Regions from separate parts of the Homo sapiens genome. Here all the other regions are linked to region 3. The links are chromatin loops, found by intact Hi-C in ENCODE. Cell type or tissue: sigmoid colon. All regions are shown on one strand. Region 1 overlaps ARHGEF26-AS1 (ARHGEF26 antisense RNA 1). Region 2 overlaps ARHGEF26 (Rho guanine nucleotide exchange factor 26). Region 3 holds the start of ARHGEF26 (Rho guanine nucleotide exchange factor 26).

The links. A loop is a pair of places that touch in the nucleus more often than their neighbours do. Peaks named below come from ENCODE experiments on the same cell type or tissue, not always from the same donor. Only the 100,000 strongest peaks of a DNase experiment are listed, where the experiment ranks them.
Region 1: it touches region 3 in a loop (5-fold over the local background); 3 of 110 quality-filtered maps call a loop at or near these places.
Region 2: it touches region 3 in a loop (2.3-fold over the local background); 4 of 110 quality-filtered maps call a loop at or near these places.

What each region holds. Positions count from the first base shown.
Region 1 is chr3:154,056,915-154,064,914 of GRCh38, reverse strand. The region is part of intron 2 of ARHGEF26-AS1 (ARHGEF26 antisense RNA 1); the gene reads left to right. Among named protein-coding and RNA genes, the nearest start is that of ARHGEF26-AS1, 60 kb to the left of the region's middle. In sigmoid colon, no CTCF peak of the experiment used is centred here; no DNase peak of the experiment used is centred here; H3K4me3 peaks cover 391 bases.
Region 2 is chr3:154,177,796-154,185,795 of GRCh38, reverse strand. The region is part of intron 6 of ARHGEF26 (Rho guanine nucleotide exchange factor 26); the gene reads right to left. Among named protein-coding and RNA genes, the nearest start is that of ARHGEF26, 60 kb to the right of the region's middle. In sigmoid colon, no CTCF peak of the experiment used is centred here; DNase peaks (open chromatin) are centred at 3,075 and 4,205.
Region 3 is chr3:154,116,354-154,124,353 of GRCh38, reverse strand. It overlaps ARHGEF26 (Rho guanine nucleotide exchange factor 26), which reads right to left and starts at 2,964. Exons shown (of 15, transcript NM_015595.4): 1 at 2,835-2,964; 2 at 1,279-2,412. The coding sequence starts at 2,361. It overlaps ARHGEF26-AS1 (ARHGEF26 antisense RNA 1), which reads left to right and starts at 3,144. Exons shown (of 4, transcript NR_037901.1): 1 at 3,144-3,282. In sigmoid colon, no CTCF peak of the experiment used is centred here; DNase peaks (open chromatin) are centred at 1,993, 2,563 and 3,023; H3K4me3 peaks cover 4,041 bases; H3K27ac peaks cover 434 bases.

The DNA.
Region 1 (8,000 bases), 59 kb after region 3:
ATACAATCTCAGAAATGTTATAATTTCAGAAGACGAGATGGCAGATGCTATCAGTGGGGTCAGTGTAAACTTAATGTTAGCTTCATGAAAACACATTGTTTCATACCAACACAAAAAATATAACTCCAAATGTATTTATAATTAAAAGCAACAACTGAGCATTCACACCAAGTGTGCCATCTTTTACTTTTAAAATAGTACTTATAAGCAAGAATAGCATATTTTGTTTGTGGCTATTTAGGACTCAGCTCAAGTACATAAGTTTGAGGAAAGGTTGTGAATAAGCCTACAGTTTTTATTTATCAACCACCGTATAACCAAGACAAAGCATCTTTGGATGTACAAGAGTCAAATGTGTATTGCAAACTTTTTACACTCGTCATTTAAATATTATCTTATACAAATTTGAACAATATGTAATATTATAGCAAAGAAAAACACATCCGGAAACACTAGCACTATTATGTTTTAGTGTTCATGTTTGAATGTTTAATAAACTTTAAAAGTTTAGATTTCTCATTAGAATTCTCATTGGCTAACTGGGTTGCTCAGTTAGATTCAGATACAATCAGATTCAGAGTTCTCAGTCACCTTAAGCCCATCAGCATATTAGCCCAGATAGGTACAGATGAATTCAGATCAATAAGATTATGTTCTGGGATTCCAGTTCTGGTAAGCAGATTTTCTCTTTTCTACTGAAAACATGTAGCCTGGACACCTTCTTGAGACTTCAAGGAGAATGCCTGTTGGGAATGGAGCCATTGCTAAGGAAATATTGCTGAGGAACAAGAGGAAGCAACTATGTTCTAGTCACATTGTATGAACCATTGGATCAATCTTCTGAAACTGTACCTCCTTTTGGACTTTTCAGTTACATGAATCAATAAGTTCTCTGTATGGTTCAATCCAGTTTGAGTTGGTGTTTTAGGTACTTGCAACCAGTTATGCTGACCAATATACCGAGCTACTGGCAGTTCCATTTTTACGGAACTCTAAACTCCATGAGGGAGATGGTAAGGATCTGTTCTTGTATGTAGTCTCAGTTCTTTCATGAAACCACTACTTCTATAATGTGAAATGTCATATGGATAGACCACTGGGCTTGGTGACAGAGGAAGTAGAGTTCGGTCTTGGTTCTGACATGTTTTTGACCGTTAATTCAGTAATTCATTTAATCTCAGTTTATCTATAAAGTGAAGAAGTAGGCCTTTAGTTTGTTTACATATCTGCGTTATCTATCTAGCTATCAAAGAGCTCTTTTTCAGAAGAAATCTTATGTAGAACTCAACAAATAAACCATGTACAATTGTGAGTTATAAGAAAGGCAATTTTTTTTCTCATTCCTGTGTCCTTAGCATAACCATAAACCTGGTGAAATGTATATACTCAGCAAGTAGTTGCTGAATGAAGGAATAAAAGCAAAGTTCCTCTGTTGGAGAGATGACATGGAAGCTGGGTCCCCACTGGCTTGGCCTTCCCCTCACCACCTTACCCACCCTTGAGGTCCCACTAAGAAACTCGAGGGCTTGGCAGATTCCAAGCTGAAAGCCAATGACCAAGTCATCTCTAAGGCCCTTCCAGTTCTAACATTGTGTAGTCCAATTTAGTGATTCCCAGCTATGACAGTGGAAGAGTGCAGGTTGATTATGTCATCAGAATTATGAGACTTTTCAAATAATTGTTCCCACTCTACTGAGACTCTCTTTCTGTCACCTCAATCAATGAACTATTTCTATTAATTAACCATGTACTAGTTTCATTAATGACAATTTGATGAATCATTTTAAAAAGAGCCTCCCATGCCCAGGCACTGCGCACGGGCTAGTGGTCGACCGCTAAACAAACAAGACAGAGTGACAGACATGATCCTGATACAGCTCCAATGAGTGGAGGAACACCAGGTTCTTCCTCTCGAGTCGAATTAGAAAAACCAACACGGACACACGTGGAGTAGTTTTAAGGAGCAGGGAGTTTAATAGGCAAGAAAGAAGGGGGAAGAAAGAAAGAAGCAGCTCCCCTGCGCAGAGACAGAGGGAGGGAGGCTCCAAAGTCAAGAGACAGACAGAACCCTGCTTTCAGGTAATATCAACCAGCTGTATTCCATGGCTGGAGGAGGTGGTGTCTGATTTGCATAGGGCTCAGGGGATTGGTTTGACCAGGCATGTCATTCACGTAGCCCACAAAAAACTGGCCCTCCCAGCCTAGCCTTTTAATATGCAAATTCAAGGCGCCATGATGTTCCACACACGCAGGGATATGTGGGGGCGACCATGCTTCCAGGCACATGTGGGGCAAGGGCAAGAAGGGCACGGGAATTGCAATGTTGGGTGGACCCAGTTTCTAATGGCCTGCATTTGCATATCAAAGTTTGCCGGCCTGGTTCTAAGAGCCAGGGCTTTACAAGAAACTTTTCTGGGGATGCTTTAAAAATTAAAACTTCCCAAGGACCCCTTTTCCTCTCTATCTGCCTAAAATAATTTCTTAGTAACTCCTACAACAATCCCATTCTCTTGGAGCTTCCTTGGTTGAATATTATGTCTGGGAGCTGTCAAAATCTTGATGCTTTAGGTCCCACCCCCAGATAATCTTATTTCAAAATTAAAAAGTATGAAATTATGACAGGTACTGTTGTTTGTTGAATGATAGCTAACTGAAGAAATTAGTACTTGTAAAAAGGCTTACGTGGAACATGCTGAGTTCTCTACGTCTGAGGCAGTCAAGAGAAATTGGGCAACTACTCTATAGCTATATCTGTCTCTGTGTATATATATATATACACAGAGAGAGAGGAGTCAGTCATCAGGAGGTGGTTTTATAAGTCTGAGCTTATCAGAATGTGTGAAGTTAACACACCGTCACTCTTCATAATGCAATATTCTATGGGCTTTCAGGGGATAGCTTCATGAAAATGAGGAGATATCTGGGGGCAGAGTTTTATTCCTTTTCCCACAATGTGTGTGTGAGTGTGTGTGTGTGTGTGTGTGTGTGTGTGTGTCTAGGAAAGACTGTGTTGGGATGAACAGGTCTGAAGGGAGTAAGGACCTTTTAGCTTCTTGGCAGAAATGGTATCTAGTGGGAGGTAACTACACATTAGGTATATGGAAGAGGAAGTATTTGATGGTGAAGCTATTTTCAGATGAAAGTGTGATAAGTAAAGCTTTTAAAACCAGCATATTTCAGCCTGATTTAATCCTTACCTGTGGTAAAACAAATAAAAACAAAAACTATACCTATGTGACTGTGAAATTTAAAAGAAAACAAAACCAATCTCTTTAGTTACCTTGAAGGATGGGAATCTATGTATTAGTTTAGGCGATTAGAGTTAGTACCAGTTCTGGTATTTAAACTTAATAGAAAATAAAAAATAAATAGAGTTTAAAACACTCAGAAAACCTACTTGTTGTTTTCAAAGTGGATACTTTGATCATGGTTGCAGTGGAATTTTAGACTAGAGCAGGAATTAGATGGTATTTGTGCTTCTTGCCTCTGTGCATTTATTTATTTCTTTTAAGGTTCAGCTCAACTGACATTTTTTTGTGAGAAATCTCTAATCCTTGTCAGCACAAAGGAATTTGACAATCTTAAGACATGTAAAATAGTCACAGTTACATTATGTATTATTTTTAACGCTAAAATTTTTCTTAATCAGTTGCAAGCTCATAGAGGCACGACTTTGGTTCACTTCTCCCCCATCAGGCCAAACATAATGCCTCAGTATCACAGGTCATTTACTGAATGAGATAGCTTTGTTTTCTTCCCCTGATTCTCTAATGAGCGATATTATGGTGCAATGGTTTTTTAATTCTGGCTCCCATTGTAAGAAGCAACTGCAACAACTTTTTCTACAAACCTCACCATTAGATATAGCAGTTTTGATGTGCAACTTCTGAAACCAAACCAGGAAAAGACATTATGTATTGATGTTAGAAACCCACAAATGCTTGTTTTAAATACTTTCCACTGTTTATTTTTTTCTAATTCATCAAATGAAATCTTTCCATGTTTTAGCTCTAGGAGAGATTAAGCACATTCAATCTAATTATGCAACCTCCTGGCAAAAGCAGTCTCAATGTGAAACACTGTGCTGGTTGTATTTCACAGTTGCTAATGGAAACAGAGACAAGTTTGGAAAACTGCAAAGTCAAGTCTGAGCCTTGGCATTATCATGCCTCTGAGGAAAGGCATTTCCTGGGTCTGTTCTTTCTTTCCTTCACTCTCTGTATGCATGCTGTATGCGTCCCGTCAGGCTCTACAAATAACTGAAAATGGTCACATGAAGGTAGGAGTACCATAGACATAAAAAATGAATAAAAACTTGAAAAGTCTCACAAACAACAAACAAAATACAACTTGCCAGGGAGTCTGAGACTTGATAATTTTGTGTAGATAGATAAAATTAATTTATCTGATGTTAAAGAATACCAGTTGTCACGGCGTTTAAAAAATTCCTAGTTCCAAACATCCTTGGCAGCTCCTCAGGCTAACAATGCAACCTTACAAATTATAGTTGTTAGCTGCAGGTTTTGTTTTTCACCCATAGTTACATGGTATATTCAGATACAGAGAAGTCATTATATTATTTCCAAAACAAGTTTTTAAAACTTTTATTCACTTTAGGCTCAAAGATGAAACAGTGTGTTATCTTCCTAAAAATAATTTTGCTGAATTATAGACCAGATTTACATGAGAGCTGGAAAACATTTTGGAAGTGAAAAAAAGAATGCTGGCATCCGCGTGAGGAACATTGAGATGCACAAATGGTTTCCCTGCGACAAAAGCACTCACCCATGTAAAGACAGCCAGTTTGATCAGACAGCCAGTTTGACTAGTTTCCTTTCCGTCTTCTCTCTAGGCTCTCGTGTGTATTATCTGATTGGAAAGTCTTTACAGCTCACTGACAGGTATGGCAAACCCCTGCAGGACTGCTCTAACAGGAACTGAACTCTGTGTTAACCTTTCTGTCAACTCTGAGCGCCCAAGTGTTAACCTAAGCATCTTGGACTGTTTTCCTGAGCTCCTCACCTTACAGTGGGCCCTGCACTGATGTGTGCTGTAGGCCCTGGGCTCTTCCTCTTTCCTTCTGGCCTGGGGTGCTGAGGTCCCAGCATGCCTGAGGCAGGGCCCACCCAAGGGACTGCTTGAATAGAGTTTCTTATTTACACAAATCTTGAAATAATTAAAAATTCAGTTTTTACTTTGTATTTCATGTCTCAGTCTCTTGTATTATTAGCCAACACCAAAGACCTCCCAGCTGGAATGACAGTGCTTGCCAAGTGCAGGATTAACGTTGACTATTTCCATTCATTCATTTATTCACTCATCCAGTCATCTATTCCCACCTCCATTTAGCAGATATATCTGTCAATCACATACCATATGCTAGGCACAGTGCTGTGAATACTGTAAGCCAAAGTAGACATGGTCCTGTTCACATGGATCTTACAGTCTACTGAGGACAGGGAACACTAATCAAATAATCACCCCCCAACAAATTTAAAATTAGAAATGTGAGCTGGGTGCAGTGTCTCATACCTGTAATCCCAGCACTTTGAGAGGCCAAGGCAGGCAGTTCACTTGAGCGCAGGAATTTGAGACCAGCCTGGGCAATGTGGTGAAACCCTGTCTCCACAAAACATACAAAAAATTCGCCAGACATGGTGGTGTGCTCCTGTAGTCCTAGCTATTTGGGAGGCTGAGGTGGGAAGATTGATTGATCCCAGGAGTTCAAGGCTGCAATAAGTAGTGATCACACCACTGCACTCCAGCCTGGGCGACAGAGCGAGACCCAGGCTCCAAAACAACAACAACAGCAACAACACAAAAACTAAAACCGACAAATGAGGTAATAAGTTCTATGAAGGAAAGGCGCACAGTGCTATGAGGGAGCCTATTAGCTTGAAAGGAGGGGGCAAGAAGGCTTTCTCCTAGAAAAATTACAACTTGTCTGAGCTAAGATCTGGAGTGTGAGTTGCAATTGTGTTGCCAAAGGATTAAGGTGGTGGCCACAGCAGAGCATTTCATTCAAAGGGGTCCATGCACAATGTCCTCTGGCAGGCAGAGGCTCAGCCTTTCTCAGGAACTAATGGCAGTATGACAAGAGCACAGAGAGTGAGAAGGAATAAGGAGGGAGAGAATCTGGAGGAAGCCTTGTAGATCATGATAAAGTTCTCGTCAGAGACTAAAAAATGACTGAAGGCTTTAGAGCAAGGCAGTGAAACGACCAGACTTATGAGTATTTTTAAAGATTACTTTGTCTATTAAGTTGAAAACAGATTCGAGTAGTGGTAGGAGTGAGGTGGGCAATAGTAGTCTTGGTGCAGATGAAGGTCCTTGTGCCTTGGTGGTGGTGGATATGAACAGTAGTGGATCAGTTTGAGAGATTTTTCAGGACAGATCCATTGTGCCTACTAATGTATTGCGTATGAAATGTGAAGAAGATGATTCTGTGATTGCAGAATGTTCTGACTAGTGCAGTCATTTGTAGGGAGGGGAAACACTGGAAGGGGGTCCCATTTAGAGGGGAAGATTATGAAGGTGGTTGTGAACATGTTGAGTTTGGAACATTGAACAGGAGACGTCCAAGAGGCACTTGGATATTTTGGTCTCAAGTTCAGGGGAGAGGTCTGGATTGGAATTGCACATTTGTGGATCATTGGTGTGTAGGTGGTAATTGCAACCGTAAGTATGAAGTATCTCTTCTGTGTATAGTGTGGAGTGAAAAGACAGGAGAGCCTAAGAATGACTATGACATTCCAACATTTAGTGATCAGACAGAAGAAAATAAAATTACCGTTGAGGAGAGTTGTCGGACTAAAGATAAAACTGAGGGAGAATTATGGCTATTCTCTGTTTGTCTGTCCATGCTTCTCCATGCTACTCTGTGCCCTGGGAATAAGATATTATGAATTACATCAGCCGGGCTCCCTTGCTTCTGGCTTGATACTGGGTTAAGCCAATGAGAGAAGAGAAAGATCCTGCCTCCCTCCCTGTTATGCTGTGATTTGACAGCAGTTTCATTTTCCCAAAGTCTACAGTTTCTATATCAGAATAAGTAGTTGAAGAGCACATGAAATTAAAAAAGGAAGTATATTGATGAGTCTTAGGAGACACTTAGTGTGGCTTTAGGCAAAGAATGTAGCCACTGTCAAATTGTAGCATAGCAGATTGGTCTTAATGCCCTCCTTCATACAAAATGTCTAGTGAGACTTGCCTGTTCTCTCTCTTTATCTTTTTCTGCATCTCCCACAGGCTCTTCAACTTATTCCAATCTGGCAACTTACCAACATTTTGTATAGAGGAAAAGTCAGTCAAAGAAAAGTAGCTGGAGATGAATATGGGCTTAAAAGAGGGTTTTTAAAAAAGCTTCAGAATCAGCATTTTGTGGAGACTGGAATTCACTTAGTTGCCAGAGGTCAAGTGTCTACTGTGCAATTGGAAGAACCTTGCACTTCCACCTGAATAACATGAAATGTATTGCTGTTCTCTATTCCTCACCACGAAAGCCCAACGTGTATGATAAATTCCTTAACTCATTTGATTCTCTGGGCAGCAATATCTTGGTCAAAATAATTAAGTGGGTCCATTTAGTACTGATAAATTATCTATATGGAGATTGGAGAGTTTTTAACTTGAAAAATTTAGCAGCAATAGGAGAAATTAATTGGAAATTGTTAAGCGTATATTTTGAAATGAGAACTATATAAAAGTATTCTGTGGTGTTCATAATAAGGCATGAATAATGAACTAATCCAGAAATTAATGTTCACATCTTCTTTTTAAAGTTATTATTGAATCATTTAACCACGATAAGCTAAAGACTTATTTCTGACCTGTTTTCTTTTCTTGAGTTGTCTGTGTTGTTCTGCACATGTCTCCTGTCTTGTGCCTATCTGTGCTAGGAAAGTTATATCCTTAATTCGTTGTCTTAATGACCCATTACAAAAGGGTTTTTAAAAAATTCTATCATTGCTCTGAGTTTATTGTCAATATAGAGACATTAT
Region 2 (8,000 bases), 61 kb before region 3:
CATGCCAGAAAGACCAAGGCATGATTGCAGAGCTGGAACTTTCAGCCATGCCTGCCTATCTCCAGTCATAAGAAGAGAAGAGTTTGAGTTCAATTGCCAAGGAACAATGATTTAATCAATAGTGCCTATGTAATGGAGCCTCCACAATAACCCTTAACTGATGGGGTTAGGGAGGGTCGATGAACACCTTGAGGTGCTGGGAGAGTAGCAGGCCCTGAGAGGGACTAGGTGGTCTGCAGTACCTGCACCCCCTCCAGCCTTGCCCTGTAACAATCCTTGTATTTGGCTGTTCTTGAGTCGTACCCTATATAATAAAGCAGAAATTGTAGAGTACCTTCCTGAGTTCTGTGAGCCATTTTAGCAAATCATCAGGGCCTGAAATAGGGGTGGATTGTGGAAATCCCCCCACAACTTTGTAGCCAAGTAGAAGAGAAGTGTGGGTAACCTGGGGACCCAATACTTGCATCTGCCGTCTTAAATGAGGGCAGTATTGTGGGCTGAAACCTTAAACCTGTGGAGTGTGATGCAAACTCAGGGTGGTTAATGTAGGAACTTAAATTGTAGGACCGGAACTGTAGGACACACAATTGGTGTCTCAAGGGTTAGAGAGTCGGTTGGTATAAAAAAAAAATTCACACATTTGGTGTCAGAAGTATGGTGAGTAAAAAACCAAAGAGGCCTACAAAGAAAACTCCAGAGGGCAGAGTGACCACTCTTGTGGTAAACACAGGTAAGGACACGTGTAAGCTGGATTATCAGTGCGAAGGATGACATGACGGGAGCAGGGGAGCAAAGCACAATGGGCAGTGGAAGCAACGTGGGTCTGGTTGGGGAAACTGGGAAGTTCAGTGGAGCTGAGGTACAGACTCCACTCCAGGAGGAACAAGGGCACAGAAAGAAGACTGCAGAGCAGGGCTGAGCTTGATTGCAAAGGTTATACTGCATGCTGGGAAGTTTACAATTAATCTGTAGACAATAAGAAACCACTGGAGGTGTGGAAGCCAATAAATCACTCAATCCGAGAAAACTGGAGCAGAGCAAGGATGGATTACTAGTAGGGAGGAACAGATGGCAAGCAGGCCGGTTAGGTGGCTAATCTGGGCAAGCTGACAATAAAGCCTGGTAGTGGGAAATCAAGAGGACCCAGCATAGGGTAACAATCTGGAGATAAAATTAATAGACTCAAGAAACGCATTAGATGGGAAGTCAAGGAAGATGCTGAGATTTCTGGTCAAGGTTTCCACCCGGTCAATAAAGTGGGTTCTTAAACCATTAATGAAGACAGAGATTTAGGAACAGGGAGAAGCAGCAGGAAGAGCTCCATTTAATTTTGCCTTGGAGATGTCTAATGGACAGCTAAAAATACACATCTGTGAAAATTCAGAGGAACTGGAATTCTAGGTACTATATAGTTAAGACTATTTGATTTCTAGCTGTTTTTCATAGAAATGTGAAATATTTGTCATTTAACTCCAACTGTTTTGTAATGCAAATGTAAAGAAAATTGTTTAAAGAAAATTGAAAGGCCGGGCACGGTGGCTCACGCCTGTAATCCCAGCACTTTGGGAGGCCGAGGTAGGTGGATCACAAGGTCAGGAGATCGAGACCATCCTGGCTAACACAGTGAAACCTCATCTCTACTTAAAATACAAAAAATTAGCCGGGGGTGGTGGCAGACGCCTGTAGTCCCAGCTACTCGGGAGGCTGCGGCAGGAGAATGGCGTGAACCCAGGAGGTGGAGCTTGCAGTGAGCCGAGATTGCGCCACTGCACTCTAGCCTGGGCGACAGAGCGAGACTCCGTCTCAAAAAAAAAAAAAGAAAGAAAATTGAAAAAAGAAGAAACCATAAGGCCGTTATAATTCTAGGATATAAATATCTTGAGGCAAGTAGCTCTTACAATTTGTCTTTAGCTTACACTGTTACCAGCCTGAAGGAATGCAACTATATAACCAAAAACAACAGTAACTTGGCTTTTCCCAATGAAAAGGAAAATTTCATTTATCACTGTGAAAGGTTTGCCAAAGTACGATATTAAAAATAAGGTACTAATTAAATTTCTGTTTATGCTACTTACTTCAATATAAACCAAACCACCCACCTTTTATTTTTACATTGACATAATTAAGACATAATTTAAAGCTTTCTATGTTAAATGATCTATTAGTTATTTTGGAAAATTTGCATACTTTACTAAGTGAGTTAGCTACAAAAAGATCAAGAAAGTATTTCTAAAAAATGAGGTATGATTTCGGGAACCAAGAATGCCGGTGAATCAAATCAAATCTGAAGCAAAAGTAAAAGTATTCTGGTTCCCTGGATGAAACTTGAATGAAATAATTTGGCTTACGAGGAGGACAACTTTTTAATGGAAATACGTATTTAAGTTCTATGAATTTTTTTCGGGGATAATACTTCCACTTATTTCCTCTTTGTAGTATTACCAAGATGTTCATGTTTTATAACCAATCATGTTACACAACCTTTATCTTTTTTTTCCCTGTAAAGCATTTCCAATCTCACCACTAAAGAGAAACCTTCTGTGGACCAGGAAAAGCTGCCTAGAAACATTCCCTCCTAACCAGAAACACAAGTTAGCCCTGTTTGGCTGTTAACTCACCATCACAAGCAAAATCACACCCATACTTCAAATGAGTGCTTTAAATGATTGTAGTCTGCCAAGGTGAGCTCCTCAGCTGTGCAGATAATGGTCCTACCAAACATATAAGGTCCACCTCCCAGGAGGTTCAAGATGATTCAGCTAAAACCCATGTTTGAAAAAAGAGCCTGATGTGGAGCTTGCTTATGGTCTAGTAACCTTTCTTCTAACGTTTTTTAAAACTGCAGGGATTTTTTTTAGGTCTTTTGTGGTTGCTTTATTATGTGATGATCTTAAATGTGGCACTACATTTTTGAGGAAAAAACAAAACCAACAGCAAGCCTGCTTTATGAGATGGTCATTATACCCATTTTATAGATAAGAAAACCAAGGCAAAGAGTGCTTAAGTCACAACTTCATTTGAAACCAGAGCCAGACCCTGTGCTTGAACCAAAACACCTGCTGCCTCAGCTCTCAGCGGTGAGCTGATCTTGCCCACCTGTTACTACTGGCCAACCCTCAACTAAGACATCCAGCAAGAAGAGTAGCAGCTGGAACTGCAAAGAAAAAGATCATTTTCCAAGATTAATGTTGAATGGTCTCAGCAAATAAATTACACAAATCAACGTAGTGCAGATGTTCACAGTAAGATCCACGCCATGACAAAATGTGCAGACAACAGAAGGGTCAGCAACCATATCAGGTTCAGCCTCCAAGAAAGATAATCAGGAAAATCACAGCCAGCAATGTGCTCTGGTCCTGGTTGACACAGTGTGATCAAATATTGGTTTACAGGTGCCCTGTGAAGCCCTCTGGGGGTTATTCATTTTGGCCCTCCTATTCTCGCTCCCCTTTTTCCCTCATGAATCCCACTCATCCTTCATGCATCAGATTAAATTTCATCTATTCCAGGAAGCTTTCCCTGAACCTGCTGGGATAGGCTAAGTTCTCTTGTTCTATGACTTCATAAATCCCCATATATTTTCTTCAGTGTACCTACTATGATGGCAATTAATTCTTTTATAATTTTTGTTTACTTTTGTCTCTCTTAGCAAGGTTTAGAGGATGGGGCCATGTCTGTTGTGTTCACTACTATATTTATATATATATATAGTGTGTGTGTATATATATATTGTGTGTGTATATATACACACACACACACCCAACCACCCACCCACCCAGACTTGGCCATAGTACCTGGAATATAGGAGACAGTCAAATATTTGATCAGTGAATACATAAACAAATGAAATTTATTGTTTTAAATAAAAAATGATAAAGGTGAAACATGTAAAAGAATTTCGTTCTATTATTATTTTACTAAGAAAGTAATGCCCACAAATTGGGTCAGTCTCTACCTTGCTTTTATCACTGATAAGTCAACATATATTTAATTGACCACAAGTTGGCTTCCCAGAACTGTGCTAGGTACAGGAAGGGCCACCAATGAAGACACAAACTCCCAGCACAAGTCTTTACAATTCTTCAATTAGGATTACTAAAGAGAGACCCAGTCCAATCTGAGTTTCTTCAATGCCAGCTGCATTTTCTGAAAAACCTGCCAGACCAGCCCCTCCCCTATCCAATTCAGAAGGATGACAGAGAGACTAAGCAGCGCAGCACTCAGCACTCTAGCTCTGGAAACACAGAAAAAAAGGAGCTCTGGTTATAATCAATGCCGCTGTCCGGTGCCCTCCTCAGAATGGCATCCTTTCAAGGTACTTTTTCTTCATTAATATCCATCTGCCTAAAGCAAACTGAAATCATTCTTGGACGTCTCCCTCACTTAAATGAGCTGTCAATCTAAATGGCTGCAGTATCCTACCAGAGAAGGTCATATTCACTTAGGCTGGAGACTTGTAACATACCAGGCAGATTTCACATGTCTAAGTTGTTGTTATATAATAAAATATCTTCCCTAAACAAAGAAATATTCCAGATAAGTGGCAGCGAAGTATGTGCTGCTGGAAATACTTTCCTAATACAGAACATTCTGTACTCTACCAAAATGAATTTATATTCTGCTGCCGGTAAGTAAGATTTGGGGCTGCTTTATTTGGAATTTTTTTGGTGGTCACATTGACACTGAAGGTTGAAGTCAGTTTCTTTTGACATACTGGATCAGGGAGAATAAAAGCATGGCAAGCGCACCGCCACTAACCCATGGCAGGCATCAGTAACTGTCTGGCACTCTGCCTACATGCAGAGTTTGCACTCCAGGCAGCCATTAACAATACATCAAAATCAGTGCTGAGGAAGATGAAGCTCATCGATGAATCCTTCACCAGAGACTAACAGTGATAGGAAATGTGTTGATTCGACACAAATATAGGACAGTTGCTTCTCAATCAGAAAATATCCTACCTACATCCTGATCTGGTAAAGGTCTCAAGAGACTTCCTTTTCAGCAGACTATATGTCTTCTCATATTCTATTTTAGCCTTTTCTTCTGAAATTTTATCTCTGGATTGATAATAAGAGGATAAGAAATTAAAAGTGGTTTGGGATGTGAGGGGAAAAAAGAGTTCTAAACAAAAATGCTCTGGTAGTTCTCATTCCCATTCTGATAGCTACTGTTTTAGTAGGTACTTACCAATGACAAAATTAGAGGAGGATGCAGCACAGACCTTTTTAAGTCCTTTGTGTTGGTACCTCCCCAGTGAGTTACATGTGGGAGAGAAATGAACCAGGGAAAACTAACAGTTCTCAGCAACTGAGAAGTGGTGGAACATTTCTTTACATGCAAACACTGTCCTTGGCCTTAGCGTAATCATTGTGAGGAAGAAGTCATGTCACAATTAAGAAGCCCTGAGCAAGGAACAGACACACTTGGCAAAAACACAAAGGGCGCCATGTTTATTTTTAGAGCCCCCTGTGGCAGGCTAAATGATGGCCATGTACATGTCCATTATTAATGTCCATCATCTCAAAAATGTCCATGTCCTGTGAATATGTTATCTTACATGGTAAAAGTGATTTTATAGAAGTAATTAATGATACTGAGATGGGAAAATCATCCTGGATTATCCAGGTGGGCTTAAAGTAATCACAGAGGTCCTTATAAGAGAGGGAGGCAGGAGGATAAGAGTCAGAAGAGAAGTAGAAATCAGAGAAGATGGTACACAGTAGGCTTTGAAGACAGAAAAATTCATAAGCCACGATACAAAAGTGACTTCTAGAAGCTGAAAAAGGCAAGAAAACGGATTCTCCCCTACAGCCTCCAGAAGGAAACAGCCTAGTGACACCATGACTTTAGCCCAGTGAAATTGATTTCAGACTTCCCACCTTCAGAATTGAAAAAGAATAAATTTGTGTTGTTTTAAACCACTAAGTTTGTTGTAATTTGTTATAGCAGCAATAGAAAACTAATACATCCTCTTAATCTGTCTTAGAAACTCTCTTCTAACCTCTTGTTCCATTCCCAGTAACCAACATCCAGTATCTGCATACGGGTCCCTTGTAACTCATGGGCCCTACTATATATAGCTTCATCCATCCCAGAAAGCTGATGGTTCCAGATTCAATTCCCTTCCCTACCCATTCTTTCAGTGACTACTTAGTGAATGCCTACTATGTGCCAGGCTCTATTCTAGACACATAAAATACACAGCCCAGGACAATTCCAACAAAAGTCTCTGTCTTCATGGCACTCACCATCTAGTTCTCAGAGAGGCTAGCCCTCTCTGTTCAATTCCCTCAAGGCCCTGCTGCAGGACTGCACACACAACTGTGGAGCAGCAATGGTGGAAAAAGGAGCCAAACCACCTTCCTTTCCAGCAGATTCTCTGAAAGATACTCTAAAAAGCAAGAAAGCTTCTCATTAGGCAATCAGCAGGAAGGAGAAAAGGGAGAAGAGAGGTGAGAGAGTAGTTTGAACAAAGAACACTCAGATTGTGCCCAGCCAATGTGTTGGTGAACTTCATGGTTTGCTAATGGTGCCAGAGCAATCACAAACTCTCTGAACTTGCATGCCAGGTTTGTTGTTGTCAGTACAATTATACATGCATATTTTTTTTTGAGGAAGCAAGAAACGTATGGCTATTGGATGATTTTCAAAGGGGTCCATAACTAAAAGGAAGTTCAATAATCACTGACTTGTATAATGAAACATCTAGTGCTTGTATAATGAAACATCTACGCAAGAACTTGGAAATTACTATTAAATGAAATTATAAACATAGCCTGGGCCTAGACCATGTAGAACTCGAAATGCCCTATTAGAGAGTTTCAATTTGTTTCAAAGTAACAAGAGAACCACTAGGGTTTCTGGTATTTTAGGAAAGTAACCCTGGAGGGAGCAGGGTGAAGGGCAGGGTGTAGGGCTGGAAAAAGCTGAACTGAGGTGCAAAGGTGGTAAAGAGGCCAGCTGCAAGTCTACACATATCCACTTAAGAAGAGGCCGGCAGTTCTTCAAAATGTTAAACATAGTTTCCATATGACCCTTCAATTCCACTCCTAAGTATATACCCGAGGGAAATAAAAATCGAAAGCACAAAAACTTCAACACAAATGTTCATAGCAGCATAATTTAAAATAAAAAAGAACCCAATATCCATCAATTAATGAATGGATAAATAAAATGTGGTATATTCACACAATAACATATTATTCAGCAATGAAAGGTACTTACTTACACATTACAATATGGATAAACCTTGAAAACTTTATGCTAGGTAAAAGAAAGCAGTCATCAAAGACCACATTTTATATTTTCTATTCATATGAAATCTCCAGAACAGTCAAATCTATAGAAACAGAAAGTAGACTGGTGGCAGCCTAGAGCTGGGGAAGTGTGGGGGGAAATGCGGAGTGAGCGCTAATGGGTAGGGCATTTCTTTTTGAGGTGATGAAATCGTAAAACTCTGGTGATGGTTGCACAATCTATGACTATACTAAAAATCACTAAATTATACAATTTTAATGGGTTATTTGTATGGCATATGAATTGTGATCTCAATAAAGCTTTTATTTTTATTTATTTATTTATTGTTTTTTAAGATGGAGTCTCACTCTATCAACCAGGCTGGAGTGCAGTGGCATGGTCTCAGCTCACTGCAACCTCCACCTCCCGGGTTCAAGCGATTCTCTTGCCTCAGCCTCCCGAGTAGCTGGGATTACAGGCGCCCACCACCATGCCAGGCTAATTTTTGTATTCTTAGGAGAGACAGGGGTTCACCAGGTTGGCCAGGCTGGTCTCGAACTCCACATCTCGTGATCTGCCTGCCTCGGCCTCCCAAAGTGCTGGGATTGTTACAGGTGTGAGCCACTGTACCTGGCCAATAAAGCCCTTTTAATAAGTGCAGCAGCTAGAGAAATGGATGGAGGGCCGGGGCTTGTATCAGCTAGTTTTGTTCACATACAGAATGCTCTCTTTTCCTGCTTCCCCAGATAGTGGATTTTGTA
Region 3 (8,000 bases):
GAATGAGCCAAATAGAAAATACAGCTATTTTAAGTAAAAATACTTTTTTTTAGTCATTACATTAATTAGATTTCCAAGAGCGCACAGAAGCTGAGCCCTGGAGGAGTTCACTCATTTGATCACTACAATTCACTGAAACAATGAAATAAAATGTACAAGATCCCCCACACCCTGTCAAAACAGATTGAGAATCCTCAAATAACTAGCAGGTCAGCTCATTTTACAACTCGTGATTCACCATCACTGTTAAATTGAACTTTGCTATACTTGCAGAGTTGGAAAAAACACATAAAATGTTATGTAATTTATTTTCTTTAAGACCACGGGCTCTAAAATAAAACAGGCTTGCTTGTGTTTTGCATATGTGCCATTTATATAGACTGGTTCCAGTGCTCTGATTAACCAAGAAAAAATGTGGCTGCCAAAAAGAATCTGCCTTATTGCTGAAACCTGTGTTGTTTCTGTGGAAGGAAGCACACACTCCAAAATACCCCTCTTCAGTTTTCCCTGTTTCTTTATGTCATATTTGACAATATTTTAATAAGTGCAGCTAATGGGACAATATAGGGGAGCAATACCACACAGTGTCCACCCTAACCTTAAGTTTTCAGCTGCCAATCTGTTACATGCACTCAAGGATGAATGGGCATACAACGGGAATAAAACACAACCAAAGGCCACGGTGACAAAAACAAGCAACAAAAAAGATGACAAAATATTTATGTCTTTTGTGATCCTGGCAACTGATTTTCAAATTCACATTCTACCTGAATGACATCAAGTGCGTAGTAACCACTCAAAATTCAGTAAGTAAAAGCAAAAAATAATCAACAGGCTCAAACAGGAATCAGTATTTTTCTGAATCAGCTGTGATAACAGCTATCATTGACTGAAACCTCTAAGCAAACTCCAGACAACTTGACTGCAGAGTGCGGTTCTGAACATGCTCCTCCCCCTTTCAGCTATCTCTTTTAAAAGTGGTAAAGACTCACTCAGCCAATAATCTGCCATATTTCACTCTTGTCCCCCCCAATTCTGCCTGAGCTTAGAAATTTAAAAGTGATGAATTTCACTTCTTCCCACAAAGTTGCACTAAACTCGGCTGTGCCTGCCAGCATCAAAGTGGCCAAGAGCTGGATGTACACTAGCAATCAAGAGCAAAACACAGAATTAAAACGGAATGACTTCTTCGGGTTTCCTCTACGCTCCTCCTCCCCACTCCCAACACATTTACTTTCCGCTTAGTGAATGGCGTGCCACACTCCTGCCCACTTTTACCTTTATCCTTCCCAGACTGGAAAACTTCTCCTTGTCTTCCATCACCACTTTCAGAACAGGCTGGGACATTCTGTTCTTCTTCTTCGAGCTGGTAGGACTGTCAAAATCAAAGCCACTGACCACTGCCCTGCGATAAGACGTGGACCGCAAGCCTCTCCGCAGAGACCCTGGGCTATCCACGTCGTTATCGACCTCACTCTCCTCCCCTGCGTGACCCAGGGGTCCTCCTAGGCCCTCCACCATGCTGCGCACCTTGAGGAGTCTCTTGTGGGGCTCCACATTTTGATTGTTGGATTTACTTATTTTAATTTCCGAGGCCAGACTCTTCGGAATGATCTGCTGCTTCCCCACTTTGAGGGCGGCGGGGCTGTTTGTACTCAAAACCACGGAAGGATTCTCGAGGAGCTCGTTCTCCTGGGAGGGCAGCCTTTGGAGGGGGAGTTTTTGTTCCGAAGAACTTTTCTGGGGCCCAGGAAAGAGCCCCCGTTCGGGGTCCTTTGCCTTCCGGCCGGACTGCGAACCTGACCCAGGAGAGTCGTTATTAGCGGCAAGGCCATTTGCAGTGGGCGAAGGCACCGGGCTGGCAGTCAACCCAGTAAGGTCCTCCTCGGGGGTGCAGGGGGCGGGCGCGTTAGGAGTCCGCGGGGGGCGCAGAACCGGCGGCGGCGGCGGCGCAGGCAAGGTCACCGCGCCATTTGCTGGGGATTTCGGGGAGCCGCCAGGCACCGCTTTGGGGAGCTTGGGTGACTTGGGCCGTCGAAGTCGAGGAGAGGCAGCCCTGTACTCCGGGGATGCCGTCCCACCATTGGCCACCGCTCTCCGCTGGGCGCCCAGAAGCAGGGGGCTCCTATGTACCGTCCTGCTGTCCGAGGCGGTGGGCACCTGGGCGGGAATCTGCGCTGCGAGGAGCGTCCCTCCGTCCTCCACCGGGAAATCCGTAATTAGTAACCCGTTGGGGCTCTGGTAGGACTGGGGCCTCGGCTTGCTCCGGCCCAGAACCTGGTGGGGCTGAGGAATCGACCGCCTCCGCCACAAAGGGGTTATGCTGTTGCTAGAAAAATCCACCTCGCTCTCGCCGTCCATAGCCGGGCCTCGAAGTCAGCGCCGGGAGGAGCAACACCGAGTTAGTCTTGCCTAAAGAGGAAAGAAGTTAGGAAACTGTGCCTCTGGACAACCGGGGACGCCTGGCCGACTCGCGTGCTCCCAGACCGGCGGTCCCCCTGCTGCTGCGCAGGACACGACTGCACCGCACTTACCCGCCCTTTCTCGGGCAAAAACTGCACCACTGCGGTGCGCGGTTCCCGGCAGAAATCTGGGCTGCCGCCCAGGCGGATTAATCCAATCACCTCCGCGTCCCTCCCGCGCCAAAAGACCACCCGCAGCAAATGAGCCCGCCACCCATTCACTGAGTGCAAGCCGAGGCACAAGAAACTTGGGACGAGTTCAGCTTTCTTGGGAAACTCGCCGCGGGACGCTCCCTTCTGTCGCCATCCAGCCTCCCGCCCTCATCATGGGTACCCTCGCGCTCCAGGTGCGCGGCTCCCACGCAAATTTACCTTCTGGGGCTTGCAATGTCCGGGGCCGAGGAGCACCCACTACCCCGTGGGTGGCCCGGGTCCGGGACCGAAGCGCAGCCGCGAGAGCTTAGGAGAGCGCTGCCGCCGACCGCGGCGCCGGCGCCGGCCCGCCCCCACGCCTGACTACGCCCCCACACTTGGCCCCGCCCCCGTTTCGGCCCCGCCCAGATCCGCCTCCATCGCAGCCAGAAGCAAGAAGCTGTCTTCCCGCCCCCGCGTGCCTACAATCAGCCCCAGTCTCCCTGGGAAACCGACGAGCGCACCTGAGCTGGGTTCTGAGCTCCAGCGTTTTGGGGCTAGAAGTTGCGGACTAGTAGCTGAGGCGGCACGGGAGTGTAGGCGCGCGGGGTCGTTGCCGGGGGCACAGAGTGAGAACAAGCAAGGGAGCCCTGCTGAATTGCAGCTTAGGAAGCCCTGAATCCTGGAGGTGCGTTGAAACCGAGAACGCGCGGCGTAGTAGACTTTGTGAGATGCGTGGGCAGTAGCGCAGAGTTCTAACGCAGAGTCATGCCCTCTCAGCATTCAGGTGGTCTTAAATCAGATGGGCTCGTCCCAGTGCTGAAAATGCATTATAATATAAACAGATAGATGGGCTTGTTTGTGCCTAGAGTCTTTCCGTAGGAAAGACTGGCAGCTCTGAAGAGGGAAACTGGGTGGCTAGGAAACCGGAGGGAGGGAGAGTTTTCATATAATTATTTTTGGTCCTTGTATGCTTTGCATCTTGAAACCTATCTGTGAAAAATAAGCTCAATTTACACTACAAAAAAAGTATTGGTTTCCAACAGTACATAGAATAAAACTCAAAATCCTTAGCATGGCTTACAAGACACTTCACTACTGCCCTACTTCTTCAGCCTAGTCTTTCCTCCATCACTTTCTTCATTATTTTTTTGGCCACACTCAAAGTTTGACAGCCTCATAACCTTCCCTTTCGTTCCTTCTTGACCCGACTTGTCACTGCGTCAGAAAGGCCTTCCCTGTCCCCTCCTTAATTATACCATTGCCCCGTTTATTTTCCCAGCCACTTGTTCTCTTCTATTTTTGCACTTATAAAATTTTGTATATATATATATTTATGTGTTTATGTTTATTGTCTTTTGTCTTTACACAGTAATTTGCATGAGGGCAGGGGTCATGTTTTTTTTTCTTCTCCGTATTTCCGGCACATGGTGGGCACTTAATATTTATTTAATGAGTGAGAGAATGAATGACAGGAATGAAGTGAAAACAGTGACCATTCCTTCCAAAGTGCTTGGTTGTCAAATAGTAGAAAGATGGCTGTGTCTTGGCCAGGCTCCTGCTGTGTGACAATAATGAGGCAAACTTGAGAAGACAAATAATTTTAGACCATAAGAGCTGTATAATTGATTCTATTAGCAAGACAAATGGGCCCTTCTCCAAGTTCTCTTTCTGCATTCATGCATTCAGCAGGGATGCAGTGAGCATCCACTGTGTGCAAGTTATGCTGCCTGTTTTTGCCCTAGATTGAATGCAATGGCCAAAAATATTAAGATGTGATCTCTGGGTGGTGAGATGAAGGATAGTATGTTTCATGCTGCTTTATATTTTTCTATACTTAACGAAATATCCTGGACAATGAAGATATATTACTTTGATCTGAGACATTTTCATAAACAAAGAAAAAAAGAAACGGCATCGAAAAATGTATAAGAAACTTTTTTTTTTTTAGACGGAGTTTTGCTCTTGTTGCCCAGGCTGGAGTCCAATGATGCGATCTCGGCTCACCGCAACCTCCGCCTTCAGGGTTCAAGCAATTCTCCTGCCTCAGCCTCCCGAGTAGCTGGGATTACAGGCATGTACCACCACGCGCGGCTAATTTTGTATTTTTAGTAGAGACAGGGTTTCTCCATGTTGGTCAGGGTGGTCTCGAACTCCCAATTTCAGGTGATCCACCCACCTTGGCCTCCCAAAGTGCTGGGAATTGCAGGTGTGAGCCACCGCTCCTGGCCTAAGAAAATTTTTAAGAAAGAAATTTTCCACATTGGGTGGAAGACATGGCTGATTACATACTCACATGTAGGTACATAGACTTTTTTTTTAATATAAGGTGTTTTCTATACCAACATGTATTGCTGTTATATTGGGGAAATATAATAAATTAATTTCAGAAGTGGTTACCGACTGACAAATGGAGTATTCACCTAATTCAAAATGCAACCTGTGACCTATGTTAAGAAGCTGTAAAAGGTGATGTGAGAAGGTGGCTTTTCTTGAAATTATGTTGCTTCTACAAACAAGTATAACCAATATTTGTGACGACTTCATAGGATCTTCTTACCTCATTTCCAACAGACAACAAAATACCTACCAAAACAACAACAAAACACCAAGCTCTGGTCCTTCACTGAGGGAAGTTTACAAACTCACAGACCTAGTGCCTATTCAATTTATTGTTATCTATTCAAATCTAACCTATCTTCAATTATATGTTCCACTCAAAAGAAAGGAAAAGAGCTGCTAATAAAACTATGACAATATGTTATGTCATATCGAATTTTTACTTTATACTTAGTGCTTTTAGACACTTATACATAGATTTGCTTAGTACTGTGTGTATGTAGGAAAGGAAAATATAAGCAAAATGAATTTACCAAAGTCCCGAACATTGAGCCTGATTCTTCTGAATACCTTTTCATGAAAAGCATTCATGTGTGTTTTTCCACACAATATTGTTGATAGTGCACCATTTCTTAAAAGGATGTTCCAATCTTGTTTCTGGGATTTGCCTCCTAGACAATGACACTCATTCTGCAGTTGTGATGCTGGCACTATCCCATTTGACTAAACACATAGTTTTCTTGTTCAACTGAATTGTATGTCACTACAAGCTATGCAGCTTCTCTATTAATGGCCAGGAGAAAGTTTCTCACAAATGGTAGTTTCATGCCTTAACCATAGTCCTGCATGATACATGAATTGGTTATATCAACCTCTCTTTGCTTTAGAATTTCTTTCACCTAATCTGTCATATCTGGTAATTTCTCCTGCCTTCAACTATGTTTCTTGGCATATGGCTTTGACACAACAGGACTAAATTTCATAGAATTTAGTAGAAATGATAACAATTCATTTATGCCCATGTTCAAAAATAGGCAATGCCAACTATATCATCACTATCACCTGGCCACTGGATGTTTATTTGATAGTAAGACACATCCCAGTTTCAAAGAAATTAAAATGTGGTACCAAATTATTCTTAAAATTGAAGAAATACAGTATGTCAAACTATTTGTAATGATATTTTCCGCTGGTATATTCCAATGGTATATTGAACTATTAGAATATTCAATGGTACAACGCAAGATATATATGGCTACATTTACTAAACAAATTCACATTGGTCACAAATTTTGTGTCCCAAGCACAATAATTTGGCTAATTTTTAAATGCAAATTGTTAGCTAGTCTTATTACAATATATGTCCAATTTTCCAGTATTTCCCATCCCGTGTACCTTTTGTTTATTTATACATTCAACAACTATTTATTGGGTGCATTCAAGTGCCAAGCATTAAGACAAACATTCCTGAACCTTACAGTTTGGCTCATGAAACATGACTGAAACATTAAAATAAAAGACACCCAAACTGTGTAAGATGCATAGTAAGCTCTCTGTTCTATGGAAACCTTTGTGAAGGAGTCTGGATAAAACTGGCCCAGAAGGGTAGATAAAGTATTGCAAGGTGGAGAAGCGGACAATGATGTCACAGAAAGATTTCCCAGGATAAGCAAAAACATGGAGGGATGGCTGGAGAACTGATATTCATTAAGTGCCAACTGTATTTTAAGCTTTGTTGTTTGTTACACATAACTTAATCTCACATTAGTTCTGAGCCCACTTAAATATGAAGCTGAAGCCCAAAAAGCTCTTCTCATACTGTTGATAATTGGTTGAGTCAGAATCCTAAACTTTTTCTTTACAATACTCCAGAGCCCATGCATCAAAACATACAAGAAACTAAGCTCACCAAAACACAGTTTGCTTTTAGAAGTTGTGGGATGTTAATTTGGCTGAATATGGTGAGAATAGAATGTGGTATGCAACAGAGACTGAGGGATTGAGATTTTACCTGAATGACAACTAACTACTCTGATATGATTTGGCAGTTTGGCTCTGTGTCCCCATCCAAATCTCATCTCAAATTGTAATCCCCATGTGTTCATGGAGGGAGGTGATTGGGTCATGGGGGCAGTTTCCTCCATGCTGTTCTCATGATAGTGAGTGAGTTCTCATGAGATCTGATGGTTTTATAAGCGTCTAGCATTTCCCCTGCTTGCACTTCTCTCTCTTGCCACCATGTGAAGAAGGTTCTTGCCTCCTCTTCACTTTCTGCCATGAGCGTAAGTTTCCCGATGCTTCCCCAGCCATATGGAACTGTGAGTCAATTGAGCCTCTTTCCTTTACAAATTACCTAGTCTCAGGTAGTATCTTTATAGCAGTGTGAAAATGGACTAATACATACTCCTTGAAGAGATTTAAACTTTGCCATCTTCTAAAAAATGAATATGATGACACCAGTGTCAGAAATAAAAAACAAAACATTGACAGATTTGACAATTTAAACATTTTAACCTTTGTGCATTAAGAAAAGCCACATAAACCCATACATTTTGAGGGAAATCTTCTCTTAGAAGGAAATTAGAGAAAAATATTTAAATATATATAAAATATAAATATAAATAGGTTTGTGTATGATATAGCCATTTAACACTTTGTCATATATATTTAAATATTTATATGTTGTATATTAAATATATATATTATATATTGAAATATATAAATATATATGACAAAGTGTTAAGTGGCTGTATCATACAATCAATAAGAATAAGATAACGAAAGTTGTAAAATGAACAGAGTAAGAATAAGCATTTTGGAGAAGACATGAATGTCCACTATACATCAAAATATACTCAATCTCAATAATAAAAACAAAATTTAAGAATTAGTGAGATAGTTTTTCATTTATTAGATAAGCAAAGATTGTCTTTTTTTTTTTTTTTTTTAGATGGAGACTTACTCTGTTCCCCAGGCTGGAGTGCAGTGGCGTGATCCTGGCTCACTGCAACCTCCACCTCCTGGGTACAAGCAATTCTCTGCCTCAGCCTCCCAAGTAGCTGGGAT